Regions from separate parts of the Homo sapiens genome. Here region 2 is linked to region 1. Evidence: chromatin loops called from intact Hi-C (ENCODE). Cell type or tissue: IMR-90. All regions are shown on one strand.

What was found. Peaks named below come from ENCODE experiments on the same cell type or tissue, not always from the same donor. Only the 100,000 strongest peaks of a DNase experiment are listed, where the experiment ranks them.
Region 2: a loop joins it to region 1, with 12 times the contacts of the local background. A loop is called at or near these places in 25 of 110 quality-filtered maps.

Annotation. Positions count from the first base shown.
Region 1 is chr11:83,826,992-83,829,491 of GRCh38, reverse strand. All of the region lies in intron 17 of DLG2 (discs large MAGUK scaffold protein 2), which reads left to right. Among named protein-coding and RNA genes, the nearest start is that of DLG2-AS2, 190 kb to the right of the region's middle. In IMR-90, a CTCF peak has its summit at 1,329 (motif pointing left); a DNase peak (open chromatin) is centred at 1,781; H3K4me3 peaks cover 253 bases; H3K27ac peaks cover 810 bases.
Region 2 is chr11:84,563,616-84,566,115 of GRCh38, reverse strand. All of the region lies in intron 6 of DLG2 (discs large MAGUK scaffold protein 2), which reads left to right. Among named protein-coding and RNA genes, the nearest start is that of DLG2-AS2, 930 kb to the right of the region's middle. In IMR-90, a CTCF peak has its summit at 1,329 (motif pointing right); no DNase peak of the experiment used is centred here.

The DNA.
Region 1 (2,500 bases):
GGCACAGTGGCTCATGCCTATAATCCCAGCACTTTGGGAGGCTGAGGCGGGCAGATCACCTGAGGTCAGGAGTTTGAGACCAGCCAGGCCAACATGGTGAAACCCTGTCTTTACTAAAAATACAAAAATTAGCCAGGCATCGTGGTGTGCACCTGTAGTCCCAGCTACTTGGGAGGCTGAGTCAGGAGAATCGGTTGAACCCAGGAGGCAGAGGCTGCAGTGAGCCAAGATCACACCACTGCACCCCAGCCTGGGCAACAGAGTGAGACTCTGTCAAAAAAAAAAAAAAAAAAAGCTAAATAAAATTCAATACATATTAATAGGTCATGTAAGATTAATTTGCAAATAAGTCATGTTAACAATAATGTAGTAGTTTCAGAGAAAGGAAGTAGAATCCCCAGGGAAGGGATCTGGAGGATATGTCTTTGGTCTCAATTGTTCTTCATAGGTAAGAGACTTGCATAATAGACAATAACCTTTCTAATGAGGGGCAGAATGTCCATTCCTACTCTCACACACAGACTATAGAATATTCCTAGGTAATTTAGTTATTAATGGCTTACTATGTGCCAGGTATTGTATATGTATGTATATGTATATAAACACATATACATACACATATATATATATACACACACACTGAAGAAAGAGAAGAGACAGTAACACTTAAAATACAGCATGTCATAGTATACATATTCAATAAGTGTTGCTATTACTATCAACTCTGCTTTAAGACTGTATCTGTTGTTTTTTAAAAAGGTTCAGATACCCATGTATAAGGAGGGCCTCTTTTGGATAGTTTGGGCTGTTCCTTCTTTGGGACAGGGATTGGACTAGATTGGCATTTCCCAAAGTGTGTTTCGTAGAACACTGAAACAGCAGGATTGTAATAGGTTGCTACTGTAATAGGTTCATTTGTACAGGCTTCTTCAATGAAGAACTTCTAAAAAACATGTTTACCTGTGTCCATTGGAAATCTCCTAGAGCAGATGAAGTCTATGGCTTTCAAAAACATTTTGACCACCAAACCCTTACATAAGGAGTAACTTACAGGACACCAGTAGTGGGAAATGCTCGAGTAGATTTGTTATTATTATTTGTGACGGAGTCTGGCTGTGTTGCACAGGCTGGAGCACAGTGGCGTGATCTCGGCTCACTGCAACCTCTGCCTTCTGGGTTCAAGTGATTCTCCTGCTTCAGCCTCCCAAGTAGCTGAGATTACTGGTGCCTGCCACTCTGCCCAGCTAATTTTTATAATCCCCATAATTGACTGATTCCTACATTCTTGCCTATACAGAAAAGGGAAGTAACGTTTTACTATGTTTTAAGGTTATGGGTGCCATCTAGTGTTCATGCATTGTCAAAACACATTACTTAGCAACCTGAAGATGGAGGGTCCTGAAGCTCCATTATAGGGATTTTTTTCCAGGCCTACCCCTTATCCCCACCAGAATTCCAAAATTAAATATTTAAGATGCTCAAAGACAAAGAAATTGTCACCTTGGGCTACATCCTATACATGTATTATAAGTGATCTTTTCTAGTTTCTCTTTTATGTATTCTATTTCTCAGGGATTTGTTGCAGAACGGAATTCAGTAATTGAACCATATTCTTGATGTATTCATGGAGGAGAATTTAGGGCATTCAGCATGCAGTCACATTAACTAGTGCAGTCGCCTCCTCAGGCATTCTTTCTGCAGAAGGAAAGCTAGAAATGCTTCTCTTATTATTTGTTTCAGTGATTTGTTAGGAAAAAATGTGAAACAGAGCACAGAGAAGCAATACCCCTAGAAAGAGATTATTTCCTGTCTCTCCAAGCAATTTTAGTTTATTCATTCCTCAGGCATCCAAAAATGATCACCCCAGCTGACTTGCTAACTCCAAAGCTCATTCTTGATATGGACTTTAAGTATTTAACAAAGTGTGTTTCAAGATACGTGATTGGGAATATGTATTGCCAGAAGTGAAATGCTGCAGCTGTCGAAGTGAAGGTATAATAGGTAACTGGATTTCCAAATTAGAATTTAAATTGCATTGTTGATTTAAAAAGAGTAAAAATGAGTCACAGCTGACATGGGTATTTCAAAAATTTTCAGGTTATCTTCATGTTTAGAAACGTGCAGAGGGGAAGGACTTGATTTGCCAGGACTCTATTTTCAAGTTAATTAAACAGAATATGAGCACTATACAGACTATTCTCCATCTTGGGGTACTGATAAGGTCACCTTATATTGTTACCTCAAATAACATTTCTAAATCTCTGCTGGTGTTGTTGCTTCCACCTCTCCACTGCCATCCCCAGTAAAGATGTCCAAAATTATTTCTTCGATTTCCTGAAGTGGTCCTCATATGAGCCGCCAGACCTCATCCCTTCCAGTCACCATGCCATACCTGCCGTGCCGTTCCTCTCTGGCTCTGGTTCCCGGTCCCATGAAGGAACCTTGCTTTCCTAGTTTTCAGTACTGATGTTCTCTGCCTAAGAAACTCTCTCTCCCTCTG
Region 2 (2,500 bases), 740 kb before region 1:
GTGGTTGAGTGCTGCTTTAGTCCCAGCTACTCCAGAGGCTGAGGCAGGAGAATTTCTTTAACCCAGGAGGCGGAGGTTGCAGTGAGCAGAGATAATGCCACTGCACTACAGCCTGGGCAACAGAGCAAGACTCTGTCTCAAAAAAAAAAAAAAAACTTCATCATATGAAATTTAACGTGGAAATAGTAGTTATGTTGGTGTCAATAATACTTTATCGAATGATATATTTATTGCATATGTCACATTTGATGATCATTCTAGTGATCATCAAATCACTAGAGATATAGAGATATTTAAAATATAGCTCCTGCCTTCAAGGATTTAATAGGCTTGTAGGGGAAGCTCACGTGAATACAACTAAATATAATCCATAGCAATGTGTTACATGATCTGGGTCCTATTCTCATAAGCACCAATTTTGTTATCAGACCCATCTCCAATATAAATTTGAGGTAGAGCATCAAAGCCTGTCCTGGAAGCCTTATAATCTGACATTTGAACATGAGTAATAATCAATCATTTATCAACAATTATGTATTGAGCACATACTATGTTCTAGGTATTGTGCTGTTTTTCTAAGGGTTGGAAACCTTCATTCAGGGGCATCTATAGTGCTCTGTATGACTCACAGAGTTTTCTAACATTTATTAGACACTATTATGTTCTAGTTACTTTAACTTTGAAAGTTCCATGAGGTGGAAATTGTTGTACCTATGTGCAAATGGAAACTGACTCAGTAAAATTAAGTAATCTTTACAGTATTATACAGCAAATAACTGACATATTTAGACCCAAATCCCTATAGTCATGATGCCCTATTCTACTACTTTTGACATCCCATGCTTCCAGCTAATAGAGACATTTTACAGGTAATTTGAGTGCGCAGTACTGACTGAGACCTATTTTCTTTGTCAGAAGCCTCTATTTACACCTGTGTATATGGACAAGCTGGTCACTTACATGTTCTTTTAATTCCACTAAAATATAAATGAAAATATTTTATTTTTATTTTTGAGTTTGAAGGGAATGCTTTATAGTATAATGATGAATATATCAGGAAGGAGTAATATCAGGAAGAATTTAAAATGTAGTGATACACAGAAATGGTGACAAAAGAATTTAGAGAATCTACCTGTAGGTGTCTTTAAAAGTAGAATGTAATTTTTATGTATCACACAGTCATATAGACTAGATTATCTGTTGAGACCATTTCACCTTATAAAGTCATCATGTTGCACTGTCATATTATTACTAAATTGGACAGAATGTGCAAACACAGGAAAGAATTAACTTCTTTGGTAACTGTAGTTCAGGTAGCTGACACCAGGTGGCAGCAGCCAGGCACTCACATCTTTTTGAGAAAATCACTGAATCATACTCTTAGGAGACACCTTAGGTAATATTTAACCCAAACCATTTTACAGTTATGGCAACTTGAGACCCAGAGCCATGATTCAGCATAGTTCTGTAAGAATAGCTTTTTGTTAAAGAAAAACCATATATAAATATTAGTTAGACGACATTATGTGCAGAATAAAAAAGAAATGGAGGTGCTATTTTGGGCAGTATTTAAAAACAAGCGATATTTTATGCTTATTCAAGAGTTATCTTTCTTATTCTTTCCCAAGCAACCCCCCTGCCTTGCAGTCTCACCCAATAAGGGAATAGTACATTCTCGGATGGGATCTTTCAAGGGTTTAAAGCCTTGCTTCAGGGATATGTGTAGTGTCTCCAAGGATACTGTAAAGTCAGTTCCCTGAGGTTGACTCTGATCCAAATCTCCACAGTTCAGTGCTGACAGGGACTTTAGACAGCTTCTTGCTCACTCTTCTCAGTATTTTTTCCTCTGTAACAGGCATAAGAGGCAACTCATGCCTATAAGCATACCCAAGCTTTTATAAAAACCCCCAATAATACTGCATAGACGAGCCTTTGCAACCACCTGTTATTGTCACAGCTTCAGTTAGGGTCACTTGCAATAGGCTTACCCTGGATAAAATAGGCTGTGCTTTATTGAAGTTGCATTAACTGACATCTGACTTCTTTCTTTTCCTCTAAAGCAAACACACAGAATATAAGCGAGTGAGACTGGAGTTGTCTCCTTTTAAATCTTTTATCCTTTATTTTTTTGAGTAAATGATTTCCAATCACTATATAATTAATATCAGTATCTGAAATGTTTTTCACGATGAACATGACCTTTCAGTGTGTCTCCACAGCACAAAAGAGAGCCACTTTTCTAGCCTAGTTCTCTAAACATGTTTCAGATGAGAAATTTGTCTACCAGAGGAGGTCACATAACTAATAAGATGTCACATAGCTGCTAAGATGTCACACAGCTACTTCAGAGCCTCACAGAGCCAGGACCAAGATCTGAGTGTTATTGTAATGATTCTGGTGTACATTTAACTGCTTTACTTAAACTTTCTTGAACTCAAAGCCAGCTACGCATGAGTGTAAGAACAAGACCGATTTTAGAGTCTGCCTTTTCACTGCTTCA